3 separate regions of the Homo sapiens genome follow, and regions 2 and 3 are each linked to region 1. A link is a contact called in ENCODE Hi-C or POLR2A ChIA-PET data. All regions are on one chromosome and are shown on one strand. The core of a region is the stretch at or near the end of the contact, and the rest is flanking DNA. Distances in the headings are between cores, read along the strand shown.

What was found. A loop is a pair of places that touch in the nucleus more often than their neighbours do. ChIA-PET counts read pairs that join two places held with the same protein, here RNA polymerase II (POLR2A). Pooled maps may share reads with other maps.
Region 2: a map with no recorded cell type shows a loop between it and region 1 (10-fold over the local background). The contact joins the promoter of SNX10-AS1 here to the enhancer-like site in region 1. A Hi-C loop is called at or near these places in 3 of 37 single-sample maps with no recorded cell type and 4 of 50 pooled maps.
Region 3: a loop to region 1 is called in a pooled map, with 6 times the contacts of the local background. The contact joins two enhancer-like sites. A Hi-C loop is called at or near these places in 1 of 37 single-sample maps with no recorded cell type and 4 of 50 pooled maps. POLR2A ChIA-PET finds 5 or more read pairs at or near these places in 1 of 52 experiments (activated T-cell).

The regions. Positions count from the first base shown.
Region 1 is chr7:28,153,963-28,157,295 of GRCh38, reverse strand. All of the region lies in intron 1 of JAZF1 (JAZF zinc finger 1), which reads left to right. Among named protein-coding and RNA genes, the nearest start is that of JAZF1-AS1, 25 kb to the left of the region's middle. Within about 2 kb of position 1,577, at least 3 of the 41 ENCODE cell types and tissues checked have a DNase peak (open chromatin) inside an H3K27ac peak, as active enhancers do.
Region 2 is chr7:26,397,596-26,400,928 of GRCh38, reverse strand. SNX10-AS1 (SNX10 antisense RNA 1) reads left to right here and starts at 1,511. Exons shown (of 2, transcript NR_136272.1): 1 at 1,511-1,588. It overlaps LINC02981 (long intergenic non-protein coding RNA 2981), which reads right to left and starts at 2,360. Exons shown (of 5, transcript NR_148502.1): 1 at 1,908-2,360. RefSeq lists silencers at 1,824-1,933, 2,024-2,483 and enhancers at 2,954-3,193, 2,268-3,224.
Region 3 is chr7:29,283,761-29,287,093 of GRCh38, reverse strand. The region is part of intron 1 of CHN2 (chimerin 2); the gene reads right to left. Among named protein-coding and RNA genes, the nearest start is that of CHN2-AS1, 76 kb to the right of the region's middle. Within about 2 kb of position 1,558, at least 4 of the 41 ENCODE cell types and tissues checked have a DNase peak (open chromatin) inside an H3K27ac peak, as active enhancers do.

The sequences.
Region 1 (3,333 bases), core at 328-2,827:
CTCTAGGCTGTGGTCCTGACTCAGTGCTTGAGGCCAGCCTCCTCTCACTTTGTCTGCTTATCAGCCTGTGGGAAGAGGGACTTAGTGGGCACACCTAGCTGTGGGGGTGCTGAGGAGATCAGTCTGCAGCTGGGCAGCCATTTGCCCAGCAGACACTCTGGAGGTTCTGCTATTAAAAGGAAGGAGAGAGGAGATTGAGTTACATTGAGCAGACCACCACAGGGGCTGTGTGCATGCACATGTATGTATGCTTTCAGAATCCACTGTGGTTGGTTGAAGGATATCGAAGGTCATCTTAATGGATATTGAAGACTGTCTTTATTTATACGTAGTATGGAGTCCGGTATAAACAAATATGGGAAATGTAGCATATGATGGAAGAGAAGGTATTTATCTGCCCTTTGATTCATGCATTCATTCAATGACTGTCTCATAAGAATGATTTCCCCCCTTGCTTGGTAGTGTTCTAGTTCTAGGATCTGAATTTAAATTTCTTGGTGACGTACTCTTGCTTATAGAGCAGTGGTCTCCAAGAGTGGTCTCTGGACAAGCAGCAGCAGTATTTTCTGGATTATTGTATTAGATGTGCAGATTCTCAACACTGTGTCCTCTTGCCCCACACCTACGAAATCAGAAACTATGGGGCTGAGACCCAGCAATTTGTGTTTCAACAAATTCCCAGGTAATTTCAATACACTCTTGGGAACCTCTGCTGTAGAAGATGTAGCGTTAATTCATAACTATAATGAGCGAATGGTCTTCTCTCTTCACTGAATGAACATTTTGTGCTTTCTGGGGAATCAACAAACATTTTCTCCACTTACCTAAACTTCTTATCAATAGTCTCTTGTACTCAGAAAATGTACACAAGTCAAAATAGACAAATCATATTTTGGCTCCACATTTATTCTAGCAGACAGTGGCAGACTCTGCCAAAGCCACGAAGTGACTCCCCATGCAATTGGCCAGGTGACCACCACCACCACACAGAGCAATCTCAGTCCTTGACTGGTTCCTCTGTGTGAAAAGGGGCCTCTACAGCCTTGACCCAGTGACTTTCAGATTCTGAGGAAAACAGACGCTTGATGCCTGTCCAAAGTAAACAGAGCCAAGAGAACCTTTCACAAGCCTGGTTAAGGATCGATGGTTCCACCCAAATGATTTAGATGATTTGGTGTTTAAGTATGTTGTTGCATAACTCTTGGCAGCCAGAGATACCAGTGTGCTGGAGTGAGTGGCAATTTGGATTGAATGAATAAGGTATCTATCAAGGGTGTATGTATATGTACATACCAGCTACTGTGATTTGGACATTACCTACATTAGCTTATGTAACCTCATAGACACCTTATCAGGTAGGTACCCTTATACCCTTAAGATAATTTTCCAGATCAAAAAGCAGAGGCATTGTGAGGTTAATTTGCACAAGATCATCTTCCCAGGAAGAAGCAGGGTTAGAATTTGGACCCAGGTATTTGGTTCCTATACTTCCCATGTGCGCGTGCACACACACACAGACACACACATACATTCTGTGCTGTCACAGCCTAGATGTGGTTGTTTCTCTTGGTCTCTTCTGCATGGGTCATTTCTTGTATGATAATTCTGAATTTAGGTGGAGGTTGTAGTTGCTGAATGGGCATGGGTGGCCAGGCCCTCCATACTGTGTTCAGTACCTTTGATGATTAACTCTGAAAGGGAAGAAAGGATTACTTAGTGCAGGCCAGAGAGCTGTAAAAGGTTCCTAAATTACTCATTTCCCCTCTGAATTTCTCCTCTTGCCTCGAAAACTAAAACACACTTTATAGGGGAAGAATGAAGACCGTATAACTCTGTGGCAGCACAGTTTGGTAATTAATGGACTTGTGCCTCTATCAGAAGAGTGATGTATTATTCCAGAGCCCTGTAGAATGAGTTAAACTGAGAGTGAATTATTTGGTTTGACTGATGTGTACAGTAACTGAAGATAGTTTATTAGTGGGCCAGGTTTTAATCTTCTCTCAAAATGAGTTCTCCTCATATTCTGCACAACTGCCCAGTCTCTTTCATGCCCTGAAATTGAGTAAAAGGAGAAGGTGCTAAAATGGTTGAAACAAGAAGTGAAACCTTCTGTTTCATCATATGTTCCAGAAAATATACAGTGTGTTTTTACTGCAGCCTCCTTTCCATCCCCCCTCCCAATCATTTTCATTAGTGACTGATGTGATTGCAGAGTGGTTTGGTGGGGAAAAGTACTTGCAACCAAATTTAGTAAACCGCAAGCCAATTTTATTTTTAGTTTTAGTGAGCAAGGGCAGATAGCAATTGCAAATATCTTACTGTATCTACTTCTAAGCTTTTACTTTTCTTTTTTTTTAATGTTTTGCCTTTTTCTCTCCCTAGTATGTTTTGTCTATTTTGAATATAATTGTTTTTAGGAGAAAAGGCCATTTTTTCCTTCTATCATTGAGAGCCCCCTTTTTTTTTCAATATTGTAGGCATCATCTTAGTAGGAAATAGAATATATTTATAATCAATGATGTTACAGAAATTTTGAAACTGAGAAATTAAGTACCATAATTAATAAAAGGTAGGAATAGGGAATCATAAATAATTATTTAGTATTAATTGTCAGCAGCAGCCTAAGGTTGCTCAGTGATAGATTAATAAGATCAAGCAGAAAAATAAAGGATCCCATTGGCCAGAGAATGTGAGTGGAATTCCTTTTTCACCTGTATGGCACAATGGTTGGCATTCAAGAGACATTCAGTAAATGTGGTTTGGTTAGTTAGTTGGTTGATTGTTGAATAAATGTTTGAGTCCTGCACTCACTCCAGAACATCAGACTATTGGATATGAGGTTAAGTTTGACCAGAGGATCTTGAAGAGGCTGTATAATGATCATATCTTAAGTACTAGAAGAGTCATTAGTGGTCTCAAACCCATCTGCTCTACCCATTGGAGACTTCTGTAGGGACCCTGACAGTGGCCCTCTGCCATGCTTGAACATTGTGATCACTAAGGGCTTATTTCACATCAGCTTATTTCAGGTCTATTCTGTTGCTGGACAGCTTAGATTATGGGATCAACTTGTGGGATTGTAGCAAAAGCTCATCTGCGCTTTGCAGATTCTTTCTTAAATAGTCATATAAGCCAGTTACCCTCATGGGTTGGGATGGGAGGGGGTCAGTCAAGGAGGACAGCAGTCCCCAAAACTTCGGGGAGGCTTTGTTAGGGGCCATCTTCATGTGTACCTCTTCATCCCATTATGAAAGTACCCAGGGACTGAGAATTCTTGGCATTTCCCAGTGTTCTCCCTGGATTTTTCATAGTGAAGTTTTGATAGGGACTTCT
Region 2 (3,333 bases), core at 262-2,761, 1.8 Mb after region 1:
GAATGGTATAGAAAGAAGGAAGGAAGGAGTGGGAGGATTCTGTTTTTTATTTCATACACTTCTACAGTGTTTGAATTATTTTTATTGAATATGTTACTTTCATTATTTTTAAAAACATCTTCTTCCCACCTTCTCATCTTGTCTATTTCAGCCTAGCCAACTAGGTTTTCTCAGGACTGAGGTTATTTATTCCATATTAACTCTGTCTCAAGCTCATATGCATCTCCCACGATTATTTTTCCCAAAACACTTTAGGTTTAAGAATGACCTTTCCTAGGTCTTTAGCTTATGATTAACCAAATGAAACCATCACTAGATGGACTCCCTAATTCAGGTGTTGAATTACAAAAATGAATTTTCAGGGGGAAAAAAATGCTAACTCAATTATGTTAGTTAAAATATCAGTAAAATTAGCAATGCCACAGTGTCATGAAGCAGAAGGTCAAAGACCCACACACCCTTTACTGGGCGCCATGGTGGGACTTAACTGGGGCAGTTCCGGTTCTGCCATTAGGACCATGAGCACTCCAATCTCAGTGAAATTGTATAAGACACTGCCATTATCCCCGGATCATTGCCACGATAGACCCAAACAACTCCAGTCTATCGTGTCAATGTGTATTTGGGGAGTCTTTAACACACGGATCATTGGCGAGCTGCACCATAAAAGCCCTGTAGGAGCCGTGGCCGTGTGTGGAATCAATGCACACTCGGGGACTTCCCCACGCCCGGATCATTTGCAGCGCATCGTGTCAATGCATACTCCGGGAGCCCCTACTCCGAAGCCTGTGAGTGCTGAGGAACAGTGTACACCAAAAATACTTATGGAATAGTTGTTACAGTGCGTACACAGTATTCACTTTTCTAAATGGCATGTCAGCAAGTTTAGTGTGCCACAAATAACTCCTAAAAGGCACAAAACACTCCTAGAGGCCCACCTTCACACATGAATGGTTGGTCCATGGAATTGTGGCATGGCTGTGGGGGAGTGTAAGTTTTTCTTTACAGTGAACAAAGGGAAAAGAAAGAGACATCTGCTATTCAGTGTTGTCAGGGTTTTCAGCATAATCCCAAACACCTCCTAATTATTTTCCTGGGCATTTGATCCCTAAGATACAAGGACCTTCCCTCCATCCCTGCCCTGTTCCAAAGTACCTGTAGAGCAAGCTGAGAGGGCAGAGTTAGAGGATGGGTGGGGTTGGGTCTTAAGTGCGATCCCACAGAGATATAATGTGAACCACATGTGTAAATTTAAATGTTCTTTGTGGCCACATTTTTAAAAAAAGATTTAATTCATGATACTTTATTTCACCCCATATACCCAAAATATTATCATTTCAATATGCAATCAATGTTTTTAAATGATGAATGAGCCAGTTCACATTCTTTTTTCCATACAGTCTTCTTTACAATGGGGTGTGTATTTCCCACTTGGAGAACATCCTGGTCTGGCCTGGCCACACTGCAAGCCCTCGGCAGCCTCTTGTGGTCAGTGGCTGCCCCAGTGAGCAGCACAGCTACAGAGGTTCAGGAAAACCAACCCCAGGAGCGTGGATGTTCACTGCCTTCCTTCAACCACTCCAGGCAGGTGCGTCCACCTTTCCTCCTCATTGCCTCACCAGGGCTGCAACTGCCGAACAGCCTTTTCTCGGCAGCCTGACAGAATAGCTGTGTGTTGGGTTTCTGCAATCATAAAAAATGACCACAAATATGCATTCGGAAAGAGGAACGAAAACTCCTCTAGGCCCAAACGGTAATGGCAGTACTAGGTCATCTTTCTTGGAGACGGAGGTGAAGGGAGGGCAAGGGGCCCCTGGGGAAGGAAAGAGGAGGCGGGCGTGGCGTCGAGCGCGAGGGCGGCGGCCTAGCTGCACCCGCGAACTTCCCCACACCTGCGACCAGCTCACCTCGCGGCGTGAGGGATCCCTGGCAGTCGGACGCGGCAGGGTGGCTGGTTTCTGGGGCTGAGTCTGGCCCGACACAAAAGAGGAGGGAAAGGAGAAGGAGACGGAAACAAAGGCGCGGGGGAGGACGAGGAGGCGCGCGCGGTCGCGGGGCAAAGCGGCGATGCGGTGCGGGCGCGCGCAGCCTGGGGCTCCCGGGACCAGCGGGCGGGAGCAGGCGGAGCGGGCAGGGCGATTTGAATATCAGGCTCTGCCACACTCGGGGCGCCGCTGACAACTTCATTACCTCCGCATATAAAAATGACTGCCGGGGAATGCAAATAGCTCGCCTGTCTCAGCCGCCTGCCCTCGTTCCGCCGCCGGCTGCAGGCGGAGGCCCCGGGAGCCGCGGCGGCCGGAGGCGCAGACGCGCCCTGTCCAACATAATGAACTGCCCGGCCGCGGCTCCGCCCACCCCCCAGCCGCCGAGCCGGGCCGGGAGGGGGAGCCGGCCCGGTGCTGGAGGAGGAAGGGGTGGGCGGCCGGGCGCGGCTCAGAGGCCGCGCGTTGCTAGTCAGTGTCGGCGCAGGCCCTGCCTCTTGACTCTGTCATCCAATTACTGCCATGAAAATACCAGGAAACTAGAGTGCTCAGTGGGTTCCACTCGTGACCGCGAACTCTGACGGAAAAGCGGGACCCCCGGCCTCCGTCCCGTGCGCCCTGGTGGTTAAATTGGACGCCAGCATCCCGGCGCCCCGCTCTCGTCTCGCCTGCAAGCGGGCGGCGGGTGTGCTGCGCCCTGCTCCCCAGGCCTGCGGCCACCGGGACAAGGCTGCGTCGCTGTGCAGGACCCGCCTCCCGAACCCTGGGCCTTGCTGAGCTCCCCGTGTGGCCACCGAGGCAAGCCGCGTGCGGGAGGGAACGCAGGCTTCACGGCGCCTCTCTTCTTGCCCTGGCTTGCTCCCTGGCAAGAAGTCACCTCCCGCCTTCTGATAGCTCCCCCTGTCACATTTGGGCCCCTTGTGAACTTCTCGAGGAGAGGAGCTAGGTCACTTTTATTAATAGCAACAACGACAGTAGTAAACATATGCTGAGGACTATTCTACGCAAGGTACTATGCCAACTGCTTTACCTACATGTTTATCACAGCGATCTTATTGCACTCCTGGAAACCCAGGCTTAGCAAAGCCTTGAAAGGTTCCCAGCATAACCCAGCTAAGGTGGGAGGGAGCACAGGTGAGAACCCAGGCCCCTCTACACTCTCAATCACTCTGCAGTATTTTCCGGGTCCTTCTTACAGCTCACACAACTGTCCAGCACTCCTTTGTCCCCCGAACGCATCACCCCCAGCCATCTTAGGCCGGGCCAGCCCCCCGCCCCCACCCTCACCCCCTCCCTCACCCCCTCCCTCACCCCCTCCCTCACCCCCTCCCTCTCCTTGGCCCAGAAG
Region 3 (3,333 bases), core at 309-2,808, 1.1 Mb before region 1:
TAGAGCATAGAGGGGACTCCACCAGAAACAAATGGACTAAAAATACAGGAGAAGAAAAGGGTCCCCATCCCCAGGGGAAGGGAGATAGTTATTAGAGATGGTAAATGAATACTAGGTGAATGCTGCACTGTCAAATTTAACCACAACTAAAACACTTCTTTTTCAATGATCAAACAGAAGCTCTTGGTCTTCAGGTAGCATAGGTATCCTATAAGACCCATGGCAACTTTCACGTTTATATAAATGAATGTGAATAAAGGAGAAAGGTATATGAAAAAATAAACCAAGACAGGCTTGTGATATATTTATAATCGCAGACTATCTCCACCAAGCCCACTCATATGGGCTTTATGGTCTCTCTAAAGGAATTGTGGAATCACAGCATCTCCACTTTAGGGTGGATCTGGGAACTCATCCATCCCAAGATGCCACATGGAGCAGTGCTGTCAAGAACAATGACCCCACTTTACAAAGCAAGTCTTATTTTTCCCCTTACCCTCTGTTTTAATATAAGGTGTGGCTGGTAGAGAAATGGTGAAATGAGAGGAAGAAAGGGTAAGGCTGCAGAAGACGCTGGCTTCGCCCCTGCCCCACGGAAACCTCAGAGGTAAACACAGCCTTGTCCCTTCATCTCCCTCCCCACCCCATCCCCACATGCAGACCCCACCTTTCCCTGCACCCCTCCCACCTATGCAACTTGTCCTGACTTTTACACTGGAGCCCTACCCTATTTCTTATGATAAGATACCCCAAAAAGATTCCTCCTCTGAAATAAAGATGAGGCCTGCCACAGTCATTTAGGTACTCCAAGGTTCACTGGTATCCTCTAAGTAGTCTTTACCTTTTCCCAAGGGAATCTGAGTAAGGGGAAAAAAAAAAAAGATGAGAGAGAATGGAATCATGGGGGGCGGGGGGGAATGGTGTTTATCTAAGGAGGAGCAAACTATAAAAGGGTGGGTATGAGGCACATCCTCGAAAAGAGGCTCCTACATGTTTGTGGGCATGCAGGAGGAGCTCTAGTGACCTCCTGGCTTGGGAAGGCAGAGAAATGGACTTAATGCCTGTACTTGGCGGCCAGGAAATAGTTCATTATGTTTCTGGTGGTACCTTTATGAGTTGGATCACTGCCATTAGATGATACAATTAGTTGGATTTGTAAGTTTTTGAAGGACCCAAACACTGGGAATAGTCATCAATATGGTGCTAGAGGGCTCTGACCTCAGCCCTGTCTGGTTCCAAAATTCTGTCAATAACTCCGATGAGGATATTTATGGCATATTTGTCCAATTGAGAGTTGAGGTGATGCTAGGGAGAAGAGCAATATTGTTGGATGACATAATCAGGATCATCCAAGATATGCACCAGATCCCTGATGAGACACAATGGTGATGAATGTGAAGCCTGTATTCAGGTTAAAATAAACACACCTAAGTACATGTTGGTGAAGACATACCCTAGCAACCACATATGTGAAAAGGGAATTTTGATTGACTCTGCGTGTGGTATGAGTCAGCACTGCATTGTGGTTGCGAAAAAGCAAATGTGGTCTAACGCTGCATTCATGGAAACAGAATATTTAGACTGTGGCTTATGCTAGGCTTGCCGTATTTTATGTGAAGCAGACCACACCAAAAATTTTGTGCTTAGTTCCTGACCTGACTCTAAGAGAAACACAGGCAAACACTAGGAGAGAAGGGACTGGCAGCTCCTTTGTGGTCATGGAGATGTTTTGTCTGGAAAATAGAAGGCTTCCATGAAACGTGAGAACTGTCTTTAATGAGTGATGCATTCTCCTATGGAAAAAGAGTTCCATTTGCTCTGTGTATCACCTATGACTGGACCTGGACCAATAGTGGGAATTACGGTGAGCCAGATTTCAATGCCACAGAAGACTTTCCAAAGGAACAAGGTGTCAGGATGTTGTAGAGGGAAATGTAAAGATGAGTTGTTGGATCAGATCAGTGGTTCTCAAACTGTGTTCCCCAGAGATTCCTCAAGGAGAGGAGTGCAAAGAACAGAAGCGGCTCACACACCCCACAGCAAGTAGAGCAGCTCCCCCAGTCTGCTTGCACAGTGGCCATCTGCTGCAAAGGAAAAGTTTGATTAAACAACTGGGCTAGATCAAAGTTCCCCATTCAACCCTGAAGTTCCAGGATTTAGTGATTTTTGAGATGACGTCTCTGAAGAGGCTGCCTGGAGAAGGGAGGATGCATGTGAGCTCTGCAGCCAGAATCACGAGGTTCAGATCCTTGTGCATTCATCTGTTATTGCTACAGAACAAATTAACACAAACTTAGCAGCTTAAAACGACACCCACTCACTAGCTCACAGTTGCTGTGGGTCAGAAGTCCAGGTGTGGCTTGGCTGGGTCCTCTGCTCCAGGTTTCCCAGGTTGAAATCATGGAGTCAGCTAGACCGTGTTCCTTTCTTGAGCTCAGGATTCTCCTCTCAACTCATGTGGTTGTTAGCAGAATTCACTTCGCTGAGACTGATGACTGAGGTCCCCATTTCCTTGCTAGTTGTTGGCCAGGGACCACTCTGAGCAACCTTAAGCCTATTCTCAGGTTCTGGCCACGTGGCCCCTTCCCATAGGCTGTTCACAACAGGCTGTTTGGTTCTTCAGGGTCAGCAGAAGAATCTGGAGCTTCAATTATCTTTCTTTAGGGAAAACCTGGAGCCTCTTTTAAAGAGCTTGCCTAGGCCAAATGTGGTGGCTCATGCCTGTAATCCCAGCACTTTGGGAGGTCGAGGCAGGCAGATCACCTGAGGTTAGGAGTTTGAGACCAGCCTGGCCAACGTGGTGAAACCCCATCTCTACTAAAAAACAAAAATTATCCAAGCATGGTGGTGCACACCTGTAATCCCAGCTACTTGGGAGGCTGAGGCAGGAGAATCGCTTGAACCCAGAAGGTGGAGGTTGTAGTGAGGGGAGATCGCACCACTGCACTTCAGCCTGGGACAGAGCCAGACTCCGTCTCAAAAAATAAAAATAAAATAAGTAAAAATACAAAAATTAGCTAGGCGTGGTGACGCATGTCTGTAGTCCCAGCTACAGACAGGGAGGGAGGCTGAGACAGGAGAATCGCTTGAACCTGGGAGGCAGAGGTTGCAGTGAGCCACTCCAGAGTGAGACTGTGTCTCAAAAAAAAAAAAAAAAAAAAAAAAAAAAAAGAGCTTGGCTGGGAACGGTGGCTCCTGCCTGTAATCCCAACATTTTGGGAGGCAGAGGCAGGCGGATCACGAGGTCAGGAGTTCAAGACCAGCTTGGCTAACATAGGGAAACCCCATCTCTACTAAAAATACAAAAATTAGGCAGGCATGGTGGTGCATGCC